Linked DNA regions of Homo sapiens: all the other regions are linked to region 3. The links are chromatin loops, found by intact Hi-C in ENCODE. Cell type or tissue: endothelial cell of umbilical vein. All regions are shown on one strand.

What was found. A loop is a pair of places that touch in the nucleus more often than their neighbours do. Peaks named below come from ENCODE experiments on the same cell type or tissue, not always from the same donor. Only the 100,000 strongest peaks of a DNase experiment are listed, where the experiment ranks them.
Region 1: it touches region 3 in a loop (5-fold over the local background); 6 of 110 quality-filtered maps call a loop at or near these places.
Region 2: it touches region 3 in a loop (4-fold over the local background); 3 of 110 quality-filtered maps call a loop at or near these places.

What each region holds. Positions count from the first base shown.
Region 1 is chr9:69,145,118-69,153,117 of GRCh38, forward strand. It overlaps a transcript of TJP2 not described here. Among named protein-coding and RNA genes, the nearest start is that of TJP2, 25 kb to the right of the region's middle. In endothelial cell of umbilical vein, a CTCF peak has its summit at 4,601; DNase peaks (open chromatin) are centred at 4,424 and 7,364; H3K27ac peaks cover 1,340 bases.
Region 2 is chr9:69,188,705-69,196,704 of GRCh38, forward strand. The region is part of intron 1 of TJP2 (tight junction protein 2); the gene reads left to right. Among named protein-coding and RNA genes, the nearest start is that of TJP2, 18 kb to the left of the region's middle. In endothelial cell of umbilical vein, a CTCF peak has its summit at 4,645 (motif pointing left); DNase peaks (open chromatin) are centred at 2,327 and 4,617; H3K27ac peaks cover 347 bases.
Region 3 is chr9:69,092,447-69,100,446 of GRCh38, forward strand. No RefSeq gene overlaps it. Among named protein-coding and RNA genes, the nearest start is that of FXN, 61 kb to the left of the region's middle. In endothelial cell of umbilical vein, no CTCF peak of the experiment used is centred here; DNase peaks (open chromatin) are centred at 4,825, 5,665 and 7,185; H3K27ac peaks cover 3,746 bases.

The sequences.
Region 1 (8,000 bases), 53 kb after region 3:
CAAATTGTTTCTTAATTAATTAATCTTTGCTATTGACCCAAGCAAGGAGTTTATAGTGCTTAGAAATGCATTGCTATAAAATGACAACTAGAATTCCTTCCTCACTTGTCAAAGCACAGGCTTTTAGAGAGAGAGATATTTGTAGAAAGAGCAAATCTGTTTCTGATTTTAGTTCATCCAGTGGCAGGCAGGCTTTTTGGACCAATTATTACCAGACCTTGAGATAAATCACCTCATGAGCCATTAGTTCTTGAAGGATTAGCGGCCTCAAAGATTTATGTGCGGATTAATTGGAGTGTACATTAGATCGCCGTGTTTAAAACCGCAGTCATTCCTGCAAATCATTTTCATTAGTGCTTTATTCAGAATTATTTAGCCTTGTATAATACTGCCATTGCAGGGAAATCTGAAAGACGTTCTCTTTATTTGTGGTCTGCCCCCCCATCACCACGGTTGTGTTTAATAGATCTAGCTAGGGCTACATAGAGAACATCCAAAGGAACAGCAGCTTCCATTAAAGATTAGTTCAGTTGCTTCAGGTGAACAGTGACTGAAATTTACAGGACCTTGTACCGAGAGAGACAAGATGAGGTACAAGAAATATATCGGTATTCTGGAAGCAGCAGTTGGTATTACCCCACTTAACAAAAGAGAACTTCTACCTGAGAGCAGAAGACACGTGAACCTTTGGCAACAACCTGGGTAAGCAGAGGAGGCTGGAAGCTTCTCACTATAGATGTAAATACTTTTTGTCTGTTTTGGGGACCCATATAGAAAAAAGGGTCCTCTGTCTTGTGGGGATAATAAATGAGTTCTTCATTAAGAACTTGTTTCTTCTTGGTGGAGAATGGAACTCCTAGACTGATTTAAAAATAGGAATGAAATTGTTGGATAATATTCTAATACCCAAGAAGATGAATAATGGGTGTGTCTAGAGCCCATTTTTACAATCTAGACATTTAATTTTCTGATTTTGAAAATGTTTTTTTAACATGGTTTACAAATGTAGCAATTCTTAAGAATGAAGAAAATATGCCTTATTACTATAATGTTTTTCAACAATACAAGTGTTTTTCTGATTAAAGTGTATGTGCAGACTATGCTTCGGGGAAATACTTTGCTTGAAACAGCAGTTTTCCTTCCACATCTCTTTCTGCAGCCCCACTGATTTACCATGATGAAGAAAGGTTGAGAAGTTCTTTATGCATAGCTACAAGCCTTAGTTCTAACTTTCTTCTCTGAAGTCTTCTTTTGTGCTTCTTACACATTAAAGACAAGGTGAATTTAAGGTGCCTTTATGGTAGACGATATTTTTAGGGCCTGAATTTAATTTTCAAACTGAATGAGTCACACAGTAGCATGTACTGATCAACTTGCATCTGTGTAGCAAATATTTCTTTTTAACAATTAGATAGTTACTAGCTTATTTTTATCATATGAGCAATGTACATTCATTATAGAAGATTTAGAAAATACAGAAAAATAAGGGGGAAAATTACCCATTGTCCTATCTCCCCAAGAGAACTACTAGAATCGTTTAGGTCAGTGGTTGTCAACGGGGAGGTGGAAATAGGGAATTTTGCTCCCCAGGGGACAATTGTCAATGTCTGGGGCATTTTTTTTGTTGTTATAGCCCAGGGGTTGCTATTGGCATCTAGTTGGTAGAGTCTGGGGATACTGCCCAACATCCCACAAGGTACAGGACAGCCCCCTGCAACAACGAATTATCCAGCCCACAGTGTCAACGGTGCCACTGGTGAGACATTTGATTTAGATAGGTTTTCTTCCCATCTGTAAAAGGGTACATTTTATTAGAAAAAAATAAATATTTCTTTGGGAAATCTTAGAGATGCTTTAGAATGGAATTCTGAGGCAACATTTTAATTATATTATTGTTATTCTACTGTTATTGTCTTGAAAGTAAATGGAAGTGTGTATATGCGTGGAGAGGGCAGGGGGCATACAGAGACTCTATCAGAGTCCATGTAGGTTAATGCTGTTCAGCCAGGGCTGTGGAAAACATTGTAATGACTAAACTGAGATTCTCCAAGTAGCCTCTCGTGATTGGGCATGCGGTAGCCTAGACCTTAGTCTCAGAATGACGAAAGTTTAGAACTGGGAGGACCTTTGCCAGGGATGGCAAACAGGTTTCATGTGGAAGACAGGTGCCAGTTGATGGTTGGCTGCTTGGAGTATCTAGCTAGGAGGACCTGGAGGCCAAACCTGGGCTTAGCGGGAAAGGAATATCGCAACTGATTAGGGATGTTTGTTCTGAACCTATGATTAGGGAATTGGGGAGATGCAAGCCGTGGCCTATATATTTACCATTCCTGAATTCTAGTTTAGTGTTCGAATTTTACAAGTGGGAAACTCAGCCTCATTGGAGTCATCCTGATCAAGGGCCTGGCTCTCAGACAGAAACGGGATGTTCTTAGTTTCTGCCTCAGGGTCTTTCATGAAGGGATTCGGCCTAAACAAGCTCCCATGATTCAGATGTGCAAGTTGATTGCTAGATTATTAATTTTTGTTCAGAGATAACCTCTACTAGCAATTGGAATAAGTACCCTAAATAGACCTAAATAGATCTCTGCTTCTCCTCATTTCCCCAAATCAAACCAAACAGAAGTCAAATTATTACAAAGTAGCCCTTAATAAGGGAAGTTGAATGTGCCTTTTTTTTGAGAGAGAGAACGTTTCCTTAAGCTGGATGAAATAGCATTGGATCAGAGGACGAACAAGATCTTCCTTGTACCTATAATACTCTTTGAGTTCTGTGAATACACAGGGATAAAACATTTCACTGATCACTTTTTTTTTTTTTTTTGAGACAGTATTTAGCTCTTGCTGCCCAGGCTGGAGTGCAATGGCACAATCTTGGCTCACTGCAACCTCCGCCTCCCGGGTTCCAGAGATTCTCTTGCCTCAGCCTCCCGAGTAGCTTGGATTACAGGCATGCGCCACCACGTCTGGCTAATTTTGTATTTTTAGTGGACACGGGGTTTCTCCACGTTGGTCAGGGTGGTCTCGAACTCCTTACCTTAGGTGATCTGCCCATCTTGGCCTCCCAAAGTGTTAGGATTACAGGCATGAGCCACTGTGCCTGGCCCTTTCTTTTTTATATTTTTTTTAATTTTTTTTTTTTTTTGAGACACAGTCTCAAAAAAAAAAAAGCCACAATTGGAAGTCAGGTTATAATCCAGTATTTAAAACCTCAAGGAATTCATTCATTCTTCTCATGCTTCCCCCTCTGTAATACTTTTTTTTTTTTTTTTGAGACGGAGTCACACTTTGTCGCCCAGGAGGCTGGAGTACAGTGGCAGGATCTTGGCTCACTGTAATCTCTGCCTTCCGGGTTGAAGCAATTCTCCTGTCTCCACCTCCCAAGTAGCTGGGACTACAGATACCACCATGCCTAGCTATTTTTGTATTCTCAGTAGAGATGCAGTTTTACCATGTTGGCCGGGCTAGTCTCGAACTCCTGACCCCAAGTGATCCACCCGCCTCGGCCTCCCAAAGTGCTGGGATTATAGGCATGAGCCACCGCCCCCCTCTGTAATACTTTTTCTTGCTGTCTGCAAGCAGGGATGTGCTTGGGCTTCTATTCTGCAAACTGTACAGTTGCATGATTGGCCAAAACGAATGGCTACCAACCGACAATTGACTGAGTATTGCAAGTTCATTGAAACAGAGATTGGATGATTTACACATGTGTATATTTGCCCATTGCCCAGCACATGGTAGGTGCTCAACAAATATTTTCCAGTGCTAACTCGGTTTCAGTATAGCCACAATGGAGAAAGATAGAATAAAAATAATTGATACCCAAATACTAACCTAAAATACCCAGCCACCTATGAATCTTCCTTTTGAAATCTGTAAAGTTTTTCAGCTTTAACTCATGTTACCTGACAATTTTACATTATCTCTCAATACTATTGAAATCCAAGAATATATTTTATTTCTTTCTGCCAAATGTTCTTTTAATTTAGAGGCCCTATTCAATAATAGTGTATTTTAGAAACAACTGATTGTTATTGGGGGTTTGTATACATGAAAAAACTCCTTGGATTATTATAGAGAAAGTTAAAGCCAGGATACATTAGAAATGCAGAAAACTCCTTAAATTAAAAAGCAAGCCATTTTAATAAAAGAAATAAGCTCTCCTTGGAGCTGATACCTGTAGAAAAGTTTGCATATGAAGCCAAAAGCATAACTAAGTACCTCTCGATTTGTAAGCCATTTATTTATCTTTGGAAGTAATAATAGAAACCATGTATGGGCTGGGCTTTAATCCCGTTGCTTGCTTTGTAGGATGTCCAGATGGCATAGCTTTAGCCTTTGCCTACATTTCCTGCTGATCCTGGGAGAAGGGAAATGTGCCTCCCGCCTGTACAAATAAAACTGACACCATCTTTTCTTTCTATTTCATCGTGTAGGGAGTAGAGTGTTTTGCACAGACGCCACAATATCAGTTTGTCTAGCAAACAGAAGAGTATGTCCAGAAGTGGTGAGAGGCTGCATTCTTCCTCCCACTGAAAGTTTTTCCTGTGACTGCCCGAGTGAAGCTGCCTTCACAAGCTCAACCCAGAAAGGAGCTTGCCTCCTTGTGGTATTCGAAAGGCACATGCAGGCTTCATAAGAATTTGCAGAAGGGGTATTTCTTGGGTTTTCTTGGTCTTAGGGGTAAAACGAGAAAGTATTTGCCATCTTTCCTGCTGGTGAGCAACCCATAAATATAAACACAAGCCTAGGCCAGTTGCGGTGGCTCATGCCTGTAATCCCAGCACTTTAGGAGGCCAAGGTGGATGGATCACTTGAGGTCAGGAGTTCGACACCAGCCGGGCCAACGTGGTGAAACCCTGTTTCTACTGAAAATACAAAAATTAGCCGGCCGTGGTGGCACGTGCCTGTAATCCCAGCTACCTGAGAGGCTGAGGCAGGAAAACTGCTTGAACCCAGGAGGCGGTGGTTGCAGTGAGCCGAGATTGTGCCACTGCACTCCAGCCTGGGCGACAAGTGAGACTGTCTCAAAAAACAAAACCATAAACACAAGCCAGTGTTATAAATGCTATGAAAAACAAATTCCCTTTTGGTTTAAAATGTTTTCTCTGTAGTATACTTTGGAATGGTAAATTTTATGTTATGTGTATTTTACTATAATAAAAAATTTTTTTCTTTTCTTTTTTTTTTTTTGAGACAAGAGTTTCACTCTTGTCGCCAGGCTGGAATGCAGTGGTGAGATCTCACCTCACTGCAACCTCTGCCTCCTGGGTTCCAGTGATTCTCCTGCCTCAGCCTCCTGAGTAGCTGGGATTACAGCACCTCCCCACCATGCCCAGCTAATTTTTGTATTTTTAGTAGAGATGGGGTTTCACCATGTTGGCCAGGCTGGTCTTGATCGAACTCCTGGCCTCAGGTGATCCACCCGCCTCAGCCTTCCAAAGTGCTGGGATTACAGGCGTGAGCCACCATGCCCAGCCTAAAATATTTTGTTCTAGCTATTTTCTCACCCGCTGATATTTGTTTAACCTGAAAGGCGAATTCTTATAAGATCTTGTTTCTCAGAGTGACCCTCAGGTGGACTGGTGATACCAAAGTTTAGGTGGCAATTCACTTTCTCCATTTTTTGAAGACTGAAAACAGGGGCAGCAATTCCATTATTTCTGAGAGAAATGAAAACATATGTCCACATAAACAATTGTACACAAGTGTTCATAATGACCAAAGAGTAGAAACAACCCAAACTTCCACCAACTGAAGAATAGATAATAAAATGTGGTATATCCATACAATGTAATATTATTTGGCCATAAAAAGGAATGAAGTGCTGATGTATGCTATAACATCAATGAACCCTGAATACATTATGCTAAGTAAAAGAAGGCAGTCACAAAAGGCCTCATATCATATGAGTCCATTCATATGAAATATCCAGAATAGATAAATCTATAGAGTAAAAAATTAGATTGGTGGTTGCCTAGGGCCAAGAGGCAGAGAGAGAATTGGGGGCTCAGGGAATGATGGCTAATGGTTATGGGGCTTTTCTTGTGGGGTTAATGAAGATCTTCTAAAATGGATTGTGGGCCGGGCGCAGTGGCTGACGCCTGTAATCCCAGCACTTTGGGAAGTCGAGGTGGGTGGATCACCTGAGGTCGGGAGTTCAAGACCAGCCTGACCAACATGGAGAAACCCCGTCTCTACTAAAAATACAAAATTAGCCGGGCGTGGTGGCGCATGCCTGTAATCCCAGCTTTCCGGGAGGTTGAGGCAGGAGAATTGCTTGAACCAGCAGGCAGAGGTTGCGGTGAGCCGATATCACACCATTGCACTCTAGCCTGGGCAACAAGAGCAAAACTCCGTCTCAAAAAAAAAAAAAAAGGATTGTGGTGACAGTTGCATAACTCTGTGAAGGTACTAAAAGCCATCCTAAAAACGGGCAAATTGTATGGTATGTGGACTTCAGTGCATTTCCCAAAATCTTACCATTGCAGGGAATGAGCATGTTGGATTTTTAACAACACTGTCTTTTCCAGGGTGCGAAGTACCACATTACTGTCATCTCCCTGTGAGTGGGATTGGCACCCCGGCTGCAGCTCCAGGAGCAAGTACTCCAGGAAGCACAGAGCTGTACCAGTACACGGCCCACGTTGCCAGGTATTTGCTTATTTAATCTCTCATCAACCTAGTTACTGGTCTCCCCCAAAATTTGTTCGAATAGTTACCGTTTTCACATTCTAGAGGTAGTCAGAGTTACCATTTTTGATGTTGCTGATATATACATTTTCATAGAAAATTTAATGGTAATGTCCTATTTACCAAAGAATAGAAACATCTTACCTGAATTAATGGACTGAATTGATAGGTATAACTTTGCCATGGTTGGTGAATGCTTATTGAGGATGACCTTTCTGGCATGTAAGTAAGTACAACTTCTGTGGTTCAAAATAAATGCCTAAATTGGCATTTGGTGCTGATGATGTCTGGGATTGGAGGTCATTTTAATAGGTTATATTTTTTCATTATCATTGAGGTAGTAAAATTATATAACAGTGGTAAGCACTTTGATGAAAAGATAAAGGACATCAGTCACACTGGCTTCTAAAGATTAATTATGTCCAAGCTTTTAGTGAAAGAGCTAGGAGCGAGTATTATCTATTTACTGATTCACTTTTAAGAGTGAATCAAATGAGATTTACAAGGTCTTAAATTTTGACAGATGTGGGATGCATTTGTTTTTTGTTACACTTTGACCTCTGTTTATAGGCCAGGCCATGGCTAGCTGGAATGGGGTTGTAATTTTTTTCATGTGCTTGTTTTATAATTCCTGTCTGTTGAAGTTGGCAGCCCCTACTTGGGTGGATTCCAGATAAATGTGTGAACTGGAGTTTAGTGGAGTGTGAATGGCACACTCCAGAAGAGCAGATAGTCGTTCAGATCCTAGTCCTGCTGCCTTCTAATTGTGTGATCTTGGGCACATGTCTTAATGCTTCTGAGCCTCAGATCCTTCATCTGTAAAAAGGGAACGTCGACATGAAACTAAATGAGTTAATGGGCCCAGCAAGTACCAGGCCCATGCTAAGGCCTTTCTCAGTGTCTAGTTGTCCAAATGAGGACATTCAAGTGGGGGAAGTCCTCATTTTCCACTGAATTAACAGGGCTGGATGTGGGTTTTGTTTACTGAAATGTTCTCTCTGGAGCTCTTTTTTTTTTTTTTTTTTTTTTTTTTTTTTTGAGACGGAGTCTCGCTCTGTCGCCCAGGCTGGAGTGCAGTGGTGCGATCTCGGCTCACTGCAAGCTCCGCCCTCTGGAGCTCTTAAAGGTCCCAGCCAGGCAAGGCAGCTCATACCTATAATCCCACTGTTTTGGGAAGTAGAGGTGGGAGGATCGCTTGAGGCCAAGAGTTTGAAACCAGCCTAGGCAACATAGTGAGACCCTGTCTCTATTTAAAAAAAAATAATAATAATAATTTGCTGGGCATGGTGGTGTGCTCCTGTAGTCCT
Region 2 (8,000 bases), 96 kb after region 3:
TTACAGGGAGGTATTAAGTGATTATGTATACAGCTAGCTAAAACCACAACTTTATTATAGAAATATTAAGAATATGTCTTATCATGTGAGAGTATTCTTTCTTCAAGTCCATAGCCTCCAGTTAGAAATGGCTGTGTTGTCCCATCAACCCCTTCACTCAAAAACTATCATTAATATCAGGAAAAACTTATGGTTACAAACTCCTGGGTTATAGAATTGGAAGGAAAAACTTAGATATGCTGTGTTTGGGAGCTTGCCTTGAGGATTGGAATTCCATTGCAAGTTACCTTGGGGTCAAAGTACATCCCCTAAAACATCAAATACCTCCAAGAGGTTTTAGGCTATCAGACAGCCACACTTTAATGTGGAGTAGACTAGTCAGCTTTCTTCTACTATCTAACTGACACCATACACATTGTTAAAGAGATAATTTTGATTGGGAATGAAGATAGGGAATTTTGAAGCCAGAACATTCTGGTGATGGAGCAGATACTGCCGAGATGTTGGCCTCGGGACAGCCTGGAGGAGGAGGACACTGATAAACAGAGCAACCAGCCCAAGGGGTGGAAAGACCTAGGAAGTCTCCACATACAAATTTTGCTTCTTTCCTGTTTCTCCACTGAACCCTGGGAAGGGTGCTTATTTCTCTCCTCACTGTCTTTCCCCAGGACCCAGAATTGATAGGTTAGTTGAGTTTCTGTGGGCAGTCTAAGGTAGTGTTACTATTTAAAATGTTAGTAACATTTTCAGATTCACTGAGATTCTTGCTGAGTGTGGTGGCATATGCCTGTGGTCCCAACTACTTGGAGACTGAGGCAGGCAGGAGGATCGCTTGAGCCCAGGAGTTGGAGGCTACAGTGAGTTCTGATTGTCCTGTGAATAGGAATAGCCACTGCAGTCCAGCCTGAGCACCACAGTGGAGACTCCACTTTTTTTTTTTTTTTAAGTTTAAAAAAGTTAAAAAAAAAAAAAGACAAAGAAAAAGGAAAGTTGATTTTTGGTTCTAACTCAGTTGTGACAAACGGTGGATATATGGTTCTGACCACATTCTAAATTGGACTTGATGGTGGGCAAGGGAAACTTCCAATGCCTATCCCCTCACTTTAAAAAAACTTCTCCTGGGCCAGGCACGGTGGCTCATGCCTGTAATCCCAGCACTTTGGGAGGCCGAGGTGGACGGATCATGAGGTCAGGAGATCGAGATCATCCTGGCTAACACGGTGAAACCCCGTCTGTACTAAAAATACAAAAAGAAATTAGCCGGGTATGGTGGTGGACGCCTGTAGTCCCAGCTACTTGGGAGGCTGAGGCAGGAGAATGGCATGAACCTGGGAGGTGGAGTTTGCAGTGAGCCAAGATGGCGCCACTGCACTCCAGCCTGGGCAACAGAGCGAGACTCTGTCTCAAAAAACAAACAAACAAACAAACTTCTCCTGTAGCAGTTTGCTTTGAGTTGTGGGTGCCACCTCCCTCACTGTCTTTTTCTGAGGGTACATAAATAAATTGCATCCTAGCTTGAGATCAGGAGCAATGGTTTTTAGTTCTCTGTGTCCAACACAATTCTTCTACACAGTGTCTTGCCCAATACATGTGTTGGTAATACTGACAAACATAGTTAATCTTCTTCTTTGAAGATTATCTGAAGCAAGATTTTGACCTTAGGTCAGCTTCCCCTGAAGTATGTGATTGGAAACTGAACGAGTTCAGATTTTAGTTTAGGTAAAAATATAACCAGAGAAGTTGCTACCAAGCATAGTTGACTTTGAGCTGACCTAACTTTTGGATTATGTACTCACTAAGAACTTACCTCTTATTAATTAAACAAATACAAGGAAATAAATAACCCAATAAAAACACTCAAAACAAGTTTATCCCCAAATAGTGTACTTGATGCTAAGGACAGACCTAAAGTTTGTTGAGGATAGAAATGAAAAATGAGGCAAAAGAAACCAGGAATTGAGATGTGTGTGTGCCTGTACCAGCACCCGTGTGAGCCCCTTGCAGGTAACGACCCATGGTCCCTGCACATCAGTCTTCTGTTACTAAGTTTTGCATAAATTGAGTCTGGTGGTTGGCAAGCTACATATAGCCAGCTGCGTGTTTGTTGTTTTTTCTGCCTGCTAGCTAAGAACTGTTCTTGCATTTTAAATGGTTATGTAAGTATCTATATGATCTCCGTGATTTTGCCTCTTGTAGTGGCAAGCCTAAAATATTTATTGTCAGGCCCTTTGAGAAAATGTTTCCTGGCTCCTGCCTCAGACCTCCTGGAAGCAGGGTGTTGGCTTGATTTGTCTCCTGTTCTGCAATCTGGGAATAGTAGATCAGGATGCTGACTTGTGGGAAGATGCTGGCTGCATGAGATGCCCCTGTCTGCAGTCACTCATAGCTTGGAAAAGCAAAAAGGAAAAAGGGTTGGATCTGAGCACTGACAGACAGGTTTGCTTCTGGTTTCAATGTAGTAAGGTGACCTGATAACAAGGGCCACTTGAGAAGTTGCAAATGCAGATTTCCTCCGTGTTAGGTGGTGACCAATAAAAGCATATTTTGTTTTTAGGATGTAGAAAGGCTATAAAACTGCAATGTCTTTGTATCATCAAACATTTCTGTGTTTCTGATGTTTCAGATGTTCCTATTTCTCTGGATTGCAGGATTTCAACTTTGCAACATGTACTGTTGTGTTTCTGAGTTGTTGACTATTTCAGTTCCAAACAGTTCGTTATTTCCTGTCAGAGGAAACTTCAGAGTAACAATAAAGTGCTGGTGTGGCTTCAAAGGCTTGGAGAAATGAAAAGCAGTGGAGAAATTTTGTGAGGTTCCTTTGGCTTAGAAGGTTCAGAAAGGCTTTGAGCGAATGAATGTATGTATCAGTCACTGTTACTCCAGGTCCGTTAGCTGTTTCCAGACCTTTCTGTGTCCTAAAAACAAACATCATTTTGAGGGTGGGGACTGTGTCCTATGTTGACAGGTCTTTGTTTTCAAAGTCTGATGTACAATAGAGACTAAACGTTCAATGACTGAATGCAGTTCATTTTTAAAATTTTTTTTTTTTTGAGACAGAGTCTCACTCTGTTGCCCAGGCTGGAGTGCAGTGGCATGATCTCAGCTCATTGCAACCTCCACCTCCCAGGTTCAAGCGATTTTCCTGCCTCAGTCTCCTGACTACCTGGGATTATAGGCACGTACCACCACGCCTGGCTAATTTTTGTATATTTAGTAGAGACAGGGTTTTTGCCTTGTTAGCCAGGCTGGTCTCGAACTCCTAACCTCAGGTGATCCACCTGCCTCTGTCTCCCAAAGTGCTGGGATTACAGGCGTGAGCCACCATGCCCAGCCGTATGTTTTAAATCTTATATTAAGCTTATACCACTGTTGATTGCCGTTGCTACAGTGGGGCTTATATTAATATTAGAAACACCCCTCATTTGAGTGGTACTTTACAGTTTATAGCAACCTCTACATAAAGCTGGGCATGGTGGCACATGCCTGTAATTCCAGCTGCTTGGGAGACTGAGGCAGGAGGATTGCTCCAGCCCAGAAGTTTAAGACCAGCATGGGCAACATAGCAAGAACTTGTATCAAAAAAAGAAAAAAAAAACTTTCATGTTAAATTCTCACTTGATCCTCACCAAGAACCCTGTGAGGTGAGTGTTATTCACTGGATGCTTAGAGAACCTAGAGATCATACAGCTGGCTAGTGCGTACCAGGAACTTGAACTACTTATAAACTGGAGCAGTCGGAGAAAGCTTGGTGTGTTTGACATTGTCTGTCTCTTGGTCTCCAGGCCCCAAGAGGAAGCAAAAGCCTAATTCATCTTGGCAAATGCTGTAGAAGTTCTTGCTTGGATTTTCTTTCGCTAGACAGTTTTTGGTGGTGGTTTGTTGCTCTCCTTCAGATAAACATTTCTTGATAGTGCAGTTTCTTCCTTCAATATGTTCTTATTCTGGTGTGTACATCCGTTTCTCAGAATGTTTAGTAAACATTTCTGTTGCATACCCTAATGCCAGTTTCTTACCTACTCCTCAGTAGCGTGCTGCAGCAGTGGCTTTGGGACCTGGTGTAGACATTATGGGTTGCTTTATTCATTCCTCACAGTGACAAGGGGATCTTGATTGGTGCTAAGTCCTTGGATGGTTCCCTTGGCCTCAGTGACTCTGAGAGAGCCATCACTGCAGGTGTGATCAGTGCCAGGGTCTTCCTTTCTTCCTTCTCTCTCACTTTTTTTTTTTTTTTTTTTGAGATGTGGTCTCACTCTGTCACCCAGGCTAGTGTCCAGTGGCACAGTCTCAGCTCACTTGAGCCTCCTGGGCTCAAGCTGTCCTCTCACCTCAATCTCCTGAGTAGCTGGCACTACAGGCGTGCGCCACCACACCTGGCTAATTTTTGTATTTTTAGTAGAGACAGGGTTTCACCATGTTGCCCAGGCTGGTCTTGAACTCTTGAGCTCAGACGATTCACCCACCTTGGCCTCCCAAAGTGCTGGGATTACAGGCATGAGCCACCGTGCCTGGCTTTTATTGTAATTTTTAAAGTCTATTTCTAATTTCATCTAAATTATGTTTTGAAATTTTCAATTCGTAGGGAACCGGCAGTCTCTCCCTTTTTATTTCTGCATGACTGCACCACCTAGTGGATAATACATCTGTTACCAGGCAGTGGCCTTTGATGATTTCCTATAGCTACAAATTCTACAAAAAGGAAAATTGGGTGCCTTTTTATGCTTTGAAATCACATATAATTTCTGCCAGTAATTTTTGTTTCTAGGCAAGTACGGACTTTTTGAGAGGAGCTTAATAACGTTTAATTCAGAATTAAAAAAAAAAACGTCAGCCCATACCTGAAGTTTCCCGTGTCACCAATGGACTAAGGATGCAGACTGTCAGTTTCACTCAGTTTATGTGATAATGGCATACAAGATAGAATAATGAGGTCTTTTTCTAAGTTTAGAAACAAGGCTATTTCAAACACCTGAACTTTTTTTTTTTTTTTATAACTTGCTTGAATTTCATCTGCTGTGTTTTATTAAGTCAAAAGAATTAGGAAGGCTTGTTGATTTTTGCATGGCTTTGGCTCCACATTTGATACAGGAAACCTCACCTTTCCCCTCCCTGTCTCTTGTCTTTGCTGCCCCCTGCCTGGATGGAGTATGTTCCAGTATGATGGAGCAATTGTTTCTTTTTGTCTGTTGATTTCCATTAGGTGCAGTGGGCATTGGTCATTGTGCTAAGTATACCATGCAAGAACACATTCAGTTATTACGTTTATGGTATTTTAAATATGTAACATACTTATGCAGTTGAAACCATAAATTGTAAGATTTTTAGTCTTGTCCATAGATTAACGGTTTAAAATAAAATTATTGTGTCTCTTACTGACAGCTGGTTAAATCAGTATTTTCAAAGTATCAATTTACTAAGTTTTGTCATGTGCCTCTATAAGGAATTCACAGTCTTCCTCTGCGCTCCCACAGCCTTTTTATTTTTCCTTCCCAGGAAAAATTTTAGAGACACCAAAAGGATTCTTAAAGTATAAAAATGAATTTCACTGTTTTTGAAAATAAGTACTATTTTTTTCTTAATACCTGGCATTCTGCTCATGGTTGCAGCACTGTAAATTGCTGAAAGTTATAGGTCATTACACATGAAGAGGCTTAAAAATGCCGTTTGATCTATAGTTAACTACAAAATATGGAGGGGGAGCTATATGCACACAGTGTCTGCCATAGCATTAGTTATACTAGCAAAAAAAAGGAAATGGCTTAAATGACTGCTAGGGATATGGTTAATTATATAGTAAATATTGCTATTTACAAATTTAAATTAACTAAAATTAAACATTGCATTCTTCAGTTGCAGTAGCCACATTTCACATGTTCAGTAGCCACATGTGGCTAGTGGTTACTGTGTTGGACAGCACAGCTATAGAACATCGTCACCATGGTAGAAACTTCTGTTGGAGAGTACTGCTAGACAGGTGCTTCTCAAACATTATTTTCCCCGTCACCTCCCTGATGGGAGGTGCTTCTCAAACGTTAATGTGCATATTAATCACATAGGGGCTCTAGTTAGAATGCATATTTTTATCAGTAGGTCCAAGTTAGGGCTTGAGATTCTGTATTTTTAACAGGCTCCCAGGGGTTGGCTACGTAATACCCAAAGGGTGGGGTTCTTGCCTTTATTCTCCAATTCTAATAGGAAAGGCATGTGTTTGAAGCTCAGGACTCCGTATGTAGGCTCACTGGCTTTATGGGATTAACCAGGCTCATTGCTAGGTGGTACTAATGTGTCCCTCTTTTCTGTGGGAACCATCATCTGATGGTGCCCCAGGTCTGGGAGGGAACGATTGACCTTGTGTGTTTCCTATGGGGCCAACCTTGATGGTGACATTTAGCTGAGCAGCTCTAATAATTGTTTTTTCAACCTGCCTTTTTGACAAAGCCGTTTATGATTATCTTTATCTTGGTGCCTATTATGGGGGTGGTGGTTTGTATGTATGTTTGTTTTTTTAAAGTGAAGCTATGTTTTAGTGTTATATAAGTTTAGTCAGGTTTAAAATTATAGGGTACACAGGGCTGTGCCTGTGTTGCCAAATTAGCACCTTCCTTTTGGCTTATTAATGGCTTCTTTGTAATTACAAATAAGAATGATCTGTTTATAGCTTAGCTTAGTGTATCAGAACTAGGAACATAGAGGTCTTAAATGTAACTATCAGCTGATTTTTTTTTTTTTGGTCTCATATCTTATGAAAATTGGACTCATGCAAATTTGCATTCAAATTGTGACCAGGCACCTGTTAGCTGTGGGGCCTTGCCATGGGCAAGTTCCTTGAGATCTCAGGCCTTCTATTTTTGTATGTGAAAAAAGCAGGAGTAGGGTTAGGGTATAGGGTTTTTGGAGGATTAATAGGCAATAGCCATAAAATACTTAGCACGGTGTCTGGCATATTGTTAATGTCCAATCAGTGATGATGTGTTTCAGGCCCCCCCTTTTCCATGGTGTTCACAAAGGCGTAGGCATTAGGGAGCTTGTGCATATATACCAAAGCTGACTGTTCAAACAGCCAGAAATAAAATCCGACTCGACTCCCTTTCTGCACCCTCTTCTTACCAACTCACTGCAGAAGACTTATTGGGCTGTGTTGACTGGACCCAGGCCAGTGGTGTGGAAATAGCTATCATGCTTGTGAAGATGTTCTGAGTTGTCAGAGTGATTGAATCCATGATTGGTCTGGTGCCCAAGCACCAACAATCATGTTTTTGTTTGTGTGTTTGTTTTTTAAGAGACAGGGCCTCACTCTGTCACCCAGGCTAGAGTGCAGTGGTGCCATCATAGCTCACTGCAGTCTCAAACTCCTGGGTTCAAGCAGTGCTCTCTCCACAGCCTCCCAATGTGCTGGGATTACAGGCATGAGACACTGAGCCCAGCTGGGATTTCTTTTGGTGTGAAGGCCAGTGATCAGTCACTAGTAGGTTTTGGAAGGCACAATAGGTGTATAGTGGAGAGGCAAGGTTCTTCAGTGGAAAGGATATAAGCTTTCTAGTCACACCAGCCTGAGTTAGAATCTGTCCTCTGCCACTTTTTACTTGTATGACCTCAATCAACTTACTTTACTTCTGACTTCAGTGTCCTTTCTGTAAAATGAGTCTATTAATAATGATATTGATAATAGCTAAAATTGAGCATGTACTATGTGCCAGGCATTACCTTGATTTCTCTACATGCACTGTCTGATTAAATTCTCACAACAACCTTAGAGAGGTGGGTCTTGTTACTGCTACTGCCTCTGCTTTACAGATGGAGGAAACTGAGGCAAGGAGAAATTAAGTAACTCGCCCAAGGTAAAGGGTGGAGCATGGATTTGAATCCACACTTTCTGACTACAGACTCTACGATGTGATCTTTTTTTTAAAAACAGCTTTATTGAGATATAATTCATATACCATACAATAAAAGTGTGCAACCAGTGGCTTTTAGTACTGTATATTCACAGAGTTGTGTGGCCA
Region 3 (8,000 bases):
GTAGTAGTGAGGATGACCAGAGGTCACTCTCGTGGCCATCTTAGTGTTGGTAGGTTTTGGCCGGCTCCAACACCGGCTTGTTGTTTTATCAGCAAGGTCTTTATGACCCATATTCTATGCCCACCTCCTGTCTCATCCTGTGACTTAGAATGCCTTAACTGTCTGGGAATGCAGCCCAGTAGGTTTCAGCCTTATTTTACCCAGCTCCTATTTAAGATAAAGTTGCTCTGGTTCACACGCCTCTGACAAGAACATCTTCATGCCTGTGCCTGGTTGAGAGAGGGAGGCCTCTGCGCTGCTGCTGGATCTAGTGAAGATTCACTCAGTCTCTCAAATTCCTCTACAGTTTCTCTAATGGAAGAGAAAAGTGGTGTTATTGCTGCTAGGGAGCAACCTAGAAGTTATTTTATTTATGCCATAGATATGGTGGGCTAAGCACTGTGCCAACGTTCAATAAGTCACTGCAGATTCTCCATAAATTATTGTGACAAGTACAATTGTTTGTAAGGCTTAGATCTAGGTGTGTAAGTCCAAAGAAGGGTGTGAAGCATCTGTATTTCTGTTATGTAGTTATTAGGAAAAAGGATGTTGGGGCCTTAAAATGGCCATTTTTAACATTTCCAAACTTGTGTTGAATTCTAAGATTTTATAATTGTATGTTTCCAGTTGAGAAGAGCTTTGATATTGGTAGCTCTAAATAAATAAATACCGTTGACCTGGAAGAGAAGGTAAAGTTTAGGGAGAGGCCTTTTTTTAGCTTTATATTTAAACATTTTTTATAAATGTGATTCATGGGCCAGGCCTGGTGGCTCACACCTGTAATCCCAGCACTTTTGGAGGCCAATGCAGGTGGATCACTTGAGGCTAGGAGTTCGAGAGCAGCCTGGCCAACATGGTAAAACCCCATCTCTACTAAAAATTAGCCAGGTGTGGTAGCACACACCTGTAATCCCAGCTACTCAGGAGGCTGAGGCAGGGGAATCACTTGAACCCAGGAGGCGAAGGTTGCAGTGAGCCGAGATTGTGCCACTGCACTCCAGCCTGGGTGACAGAGTCAGACTCCGTCTCAAAAGCAAAACAAAACAAAATGTTATTCATAATGCTCGGGTTGTAACTATAGTACTTATCTAGCAAAAGCTTGCTTTTTTTTTTTTGGCTTTGACTAATTGAAACTGCAAGAGCTTACTGGCAGAGTGGTGTACTGGTCAATATTTAACCAATTCTCCAAAGGGGAAAAACCCTGATTTGTATGTAGGATTTGTCAGTTTCCATGGTATAAATAGTCTTCCCACAGCTGGTAGGGTGACCAACTTGTTCTGGTTTGCCAGGGGCTTTCCCATTTTTAGGCCTGAAAGTCCTGAATCCCAGAAAATTCCTCATTCCCCAGGAAATAGCTTGATTGGTCACCCTAATGGCTGGTTGCAAGCTCCCGATATGACAGAACTGGACGAGAAGTTGGGCAGAGATGTGCACATGGTACCAGCCTATGCCAGGAGCAGCGGCCTCCAGCACCCCACTGTCAGGGAGTCCTTGGCCCAGTAGAGGATGGTTAGCAGGGCCCGGCTGTTGTTCATATTAGCTCTCAAATTTACCACCAACCCTGTATTAGTTTCCTGGAGCTGCTGTAACAAAGTTCCACAAACGGGGGTCTTAAACACAGAAATCTATTATCTCACAGTTCTGGAGGGCAGAAATAGAAAATTAAGGTATGAGCAGGACTCTGCTCTTTTGATGGCTCTAGATAATCCGTTGTATGTCTTTTCCTCAGCTTCTGGTTTCACAGGTAATCTTTGGCGATCCTTGACTTGCATCTGTGTAACTCCAGTCTCTACCTCCATCATCCTGTGGCATTCTTCTTTATTTTTCTTTCTTTTTTTCTTTTCGAGACAGAGTTTCGCTCTGTTACCCAGGCTGGAGTGCAGTGGCGTGATCTCGGCTCACTGCAACCTCTGCCTCCCAGGTTCAAGCGATTCTCTTGCCTCTGGCTCCCGAGTAGCTGAGATTACAGGTGTGCGCCACCACACCCAGCTAATTTTTGCATTTTTAGTAGAGGCGGGGTTTCACCATGCTGGCCAGGCTGGTCTCGGGCTCCCGACCTCAGGTCATCTCCCTGCCTTGGCCTTCTAAAGTGCTGGGATTACAAGCGTGAGCCACTGCACTCGGCCCATGGCATTCTTCTTTTGGTGCCTTTGTCTTCACTGACTTCTTGTAAGGAAATCAGTCGTATTGGATTAGAGGCCTACCTTATTCCAGTATGATCTCATTGTCTTAATTTAACTAAAACATCTGCAACAACCTTATTTCTAAATGAGGTCACATTCTGAGGTATTAGGGTTTAGTACTTCAACATATCTTTTTTTTTTTTTTGAGACAGGGTCTCATTCTGTCACTCAGGCTGGAGTGCAGTGGTGCAATCACACAGCTCACTGTAACTTTGAACTCCTGGGCTCGAGCAGTCCTCCTATCTCAGCCTCCCAGATAGGTAAGATTACAGGTACATATCACCATGCCTAGCTAATTTTTCAAATTTTTTATAGGGGCTGGGCCCAGTGGCTCACACCTTGTAATCCCTGTAATCCCAACACTTTGGTAGGCTGAGGCGGGCGGATCACTTGAGGTCAAGAGTTTGAGACCAGCCTGGCCAACATGGTAAAATCCCATCTCTACTAAAAAAAATACAAAAATTAGCCGGATGTGGTGGTGGGTACCTATCATACCAGCTACTCACAAGGCTGAGGCCGGAAAATCCCTGGAACCCGAGGGGCGGAGATCGCAGTGAACCGAGATCACGCCATGCACTCCAGCCTGGGTGACAGAGCAAGACATAACCTTAAAAAAGAAAAAAAAAAATGTAGAGATGAAGTCTTGCTGTGTTGCCCAGGCTAGTCTCAAATGCCTGGGCTCAAGCAATCCTTCTGCCTCAGTATCCCAAAGTGCTAGGATTACAGGCATGAGGCACTGCACCAGGCCTACATCCTCTTTTTTTTTTTTTTTTTTTTTTTTTTTTGAGATAGAGTCTTGCTCTGTCTCCCAGGCTGGAGTGCAGTGGCACGACCTCGGCTCACTGCAACTTCCACCTCCTGGGTTCAAGTGATTCTTCTGCCTCAGCCTCCAGAGTAGCTAAGACTACAGGCATAATATCTCTCTTAGATATGACAAATAATATCACAGAGTGTACACCCACTGTGATGTTAGGAGTAATACCTCCCTATGATATTACAAGTAATACTGCCTTTAGATACTACAAATAATATCACAGGGTGTACATCTACTGTGATATTAGGAGTAATACCTCCCTTAGATATTACAAATAATATCACAGGGTATACACCCACGGTGATATTAGGAGTAATATCTCTCTTAAGCGATCCTCCCATCTCAGCCTCACAGAATTAAAGGAATTACAGGAAGAGCTGCTATACCTGGCTGGATCTATGTTTTAAAAATATAACCCAGATAACCCTGTGGTCAGTGTCTAAGATGAATTGGATTAGACCAAGGGAGAAAAACTAAAGATGGGAATACTAGTTTGGGACTTTGCTTGCTTGCTTGCTCTCATTTAGAAAACATTTAGTAGTTCTACAATGCTCAGGCACTGTTCTGGGAGTCACAAATATAGGATTGAATAAAGTAAATAAAGCACTTGCTCTCCTGGAGCTCACTTTTCACTGGGGGAATGCAGATAGTAGACACATACATCTATAGTATCAGTAAGTGCTAATAGAAAAATGAAGCAGGTGAGATGGATCATGCTGAGTAGAATGTATCTTCTTTTCCTTCCTTCCTTCCTTCCCTCCCTCCTTCCTTCTTTCCTTCCTTCTTTCTTTCCTTCCTTTCTTCTTTTCTCTTTCTTCCTTTCTCTCTCTTTCTTTGCTTTTTATTGTCTTAAAATGTACATAACATAAAATTTACCCTCTTAACCATTTTTAAGAATACAATTCAAGGCCGGGCATGGTGGCTCACACCTATAATCCCAGCATTTTGGGAGGCTGAGGCAGGCGGATCATGAGGTCAGGAGTTTGAGGCCAGTCTGGCCAATATGATGAAACCCCATCTCTACTAAAAAATACAAAAATTAGCCAGGCTTGGTGGCACATGCCTGTAGTCCCAGCTACCCGGGAGGCTGAGGCAGGAGAATAGCTGGAACCTGGGAGGCAGAGGTTGCAGTGAGCTGAGATCGCACCACTGCACTCCTGCCTGGACAAGAGAGCAAGACTCTGTCTCAAAAATAAATAAATAAATAAATAATAATAATAATAATAATACAATTCAGTAGCCTTAAGTACATTTGCATTGTTATGCAGCCATCACCACCATCCATCTCCAGAATTTTTTTGAGTGGAGCTCTTTTTAATAGAGTAGTTGAAGGCCTCTGTGACACAGTAGCATCTGAGCAGAAGCTTGAATGAAGTGAGAAAAGAATCCTTTTGCATAGTTTAGGGGAAGTATGTTCCATTCCTGGTCCTGGAAATAGTTAAGACTATCACAATAGTGCAGGAGAAAGATGATACAATACAGTTTGTGTAGCTGAAACCCCGTCTTCAGAATGTAAAGGAGAACAGATGGGAAGTCATGTTCCTCCCAGAAGTAATTCATGTAGCAGAGAAGCCAATGCAGATCCACGAGACAGACAATTCAGTGCTCTGCACAAGAACTGTGCTTTAAGCATGGAGAGGATTTTTGTATCTGTCCTGGGATCCTACATCAAACAGCATGTGGTGATTGTGAACACAAACGTACAAGACTGTGAACCCTACCAAGTTTCCTTCTTCCATTAGATATGAATAAGGAGTCATGAGTTTCCTTTGGAATGTCCTTTAGCCTGTTGGTACATGTTTTGCCTGTGACGAATGCAGTTACTCATAAATCATTGAGCACATTGGGTACAGAGGGCAAAAGATAAATTCCTGTATTTCCTCTATTCGGTCAACAGAAATACCTCTAGGCCATAATCCATTCATCCAATCTAATAATTTTGCCATCCATAAAACCTTCAGGTGTTCTGAATTCAACATCTTTTTTTTTTTTTTTTTTTTTTTTTGAGACAGAGTCTTGCTCTGTCACCCAGGCTGGAGTGCAATGGCAGGATCTCGGCTTACTGCAACCTCCGCCTCCCAGATTCAAGCGATTCTCCTGCCTCAGCCTCCCGAGTAGCTGGGATTACAGGTGCCCGCCACCACGCCCAGCTAATTTTTTGTATTTTCAGTAGAGACGGGGTGTCACCATGTTGGCCAGGCTGGTCTCGAACTCTTGACCTCAGGCAATCCACCCGCCTCAGCCTCCCAAAGTGCTGGGATTACAGGCGTGAGCCACCATGCCTGGCTGAATTCGACATCTTGCACCTAATTCCTGTTCAGTTAAAGACCCAAATCATGATCTCTGACTTACCTGGATATTTGAAAGATTAACTTGCTGTGGTGATACCATACTAGAGTCACAAAATCAAGCCCTACCCTGCCACAGCCACCTAAAGGAAATTAGGTGATATACAAAAGAAATTGACCATATTGTTGTCCTTTTAGTGACTCTCCTAATTTTCTTCCCCTGAAAACTTACAGAGAAATTTGAGTATGTTTGCCTTAGGTGGATGCTTGTTTTTTTATTGATATGAAAAGCAGTAAGAGGAAATGGAGTTTTTTGGCCTGTTAAGGAAGGGCAGCCACTGTAAACACAGTTGAGTGCAAATTCACAGTGTTAGAATGTTGAAGTGTATATAATGATTTTGCAAAATTTTCTACAAGGCTGATACAGTATCCAATCAGGACTAGGATTAGATATATTGTCATGTATGTTTGCGCAGGAAATGCAGAGACTCTAAGGTGCTACAACTGCAATTTGACATGTGGGATAGTTCACTGGTAACTGTTGATCTCCCTGAGGTTTAAGTTTACAGTTCCACAGCTCTTTATCTGAAACTCTTGGGCTATGTGTTATGGAATTTAGAATTTTTTCCGAAATACGTTGCATATATTGTATATTATGACATGATACCTCCAAGAAAGACTTGGAGTCACATCCTATAAACAAACACATGAATATATCCCAGTGAAATGTATGACTATTTTTACTAAAACAAATGAGAATCATAAATAGACTTACATTACTTCAGGTCAGATTTTGCTGCCGAATTAGTTTGGGCATCGAACTTTTGGTTTCAGAGACAAAACTGTGAAATTTTAGATTATATTATGGGGTTGTGGACCCATGTAACCCTCCTCTCCGTAATTCCTAAAAGCAAGCAATTGCATCAACCAGTCTCATGAGTAGCTGCGATTCTAGAAATCAAGAATCCGGATCTGAAATTAGCCGGGCATGGTGGCAGGCACTTGTAATCCCAGCTACTGGGGAGGCTGAGGCAGGAGAATCGCTTGAACCCAGGAGGAAACTGCAGTGAGCTGAGATCGTGCTGCTGCACTCCAGCCTGGGCAACAGAGTGAGACTCTGTCTCAAAAAAAAAAAAAAAAAAAAAAAAAGAATCCAGATCTGGGCAGGACCGAATTGCTGACATGCCCCCGGTATAGCAGAGACGTTTTGCCTACATGTTACACACCTGAGTAATAGTTGTCAGCAGCTGATGAAGAAGATGAATGTGCTCTTAATGTCCATCTTTGATTTCCAGTCATTTTGCTTCTGGGTCTTGGCTTCCTGAGGAAAGAAGTCTCCAGTAGGTGAATGCAGTGATATGGAGAATACTTTCTTCTGGCTGCATGCAGTAACTCACACCTGTAATCCCAGCACATTGGGAGGCTGAGGTGGGCAGTGCACTTGAGGTTGGGAGTTCGAGACCAGCCTGGCCAACATGGCAAAACCCCGTCTCTACTGAAAATACAAAAATTAGCTGGGCGTGGTGACAGACACCTGTCATCCCAGCTACTCGGTAGGCTGAGGCATGAGAATCACTTGAACTTGGGAGGTAGAGGTTGCAGTGAGCCGAGATCGTGCCTCTGCACTCCAGCTGGGCAACACAGCGAGACTCTGTCTCAAAAAAAAAAAAGTGTGTGAGAGAGAGTACTTTCTTCCTGTTTCCTCATAGGCCAGTTCTCTCTGGCATGTGAGTTTAACATCAGTCACCTCCTTCACACACAGCGGGTGCATTCGTAATAGGAGGTCCTTAGCTGGGAGTTTTTATGGCACATCAGTGGGGCGTGAAAACACCACATAGGAGCTAATATATCTTTGCTGGCTGCTTTCTCCGGCTCCGCAGCAGACAGAAACCCTATGAATCATATCCAGGGGTCAGGTGCAGGCAACAGACAACTAATATCTCCCAAGTGAGTTGAAAAGGATCTTGTTACCCAGCATCCTAAGGAGGTTGTAGCCTTGGGAACCACAGGCAAGAATAATTAACTCAGCTCCTCGGTTAGTGCCTCTTCAGTTCGAGATGGAATTTATTTGCAGGCATGGCTCCTTAATATGCCAAACCCATGCTCAAGACATACTCCTTCTCCTGGAAGGTTAACGTGGCTCCTGTGGCTGTTCCATCCCTGAGGAAAAGTGAGGACCATGCTCTCCAAACAGGCCATGTGCTGGACTACCTCTGTTTCTGTCTCCTGGGATTCCAATCAGCAAGTGAGCAACGAAGCAACCCAGACAGTGTGGTTCATAGGATGGCTGGGTAAGTGGCTGTTTGTTTTTTCCTTACTGTGGATATGTATCAGTGAAGGAATCTGTAGAACATTCTTGATGGGAACATTTAGTCATATCAAGTCAATAAATTAATGTTTAGGCTGGGCGCAGTGGCTCACGCCTGTAATCCCAACACCTTGGGAGGCCAAGGCGGGCAGATCATCTGAGGTCAGGAGTTCAAGACCAGCCTGGCCAACATGGTAAAATCCCGTCTCTACTAAAAATACAAAAATTAGCTGGGTGTGGTGGTGCATACTTGTAGTCCCAGCTACTCTGGAGGCTGAGGCAAGAGAATTGCCTGAACCTGGGAGATGGAGGTTGCAGTGAGCTAAGAGTGCACCATTGCACTCTAGCCTGGGCAACAGAGTGAGACT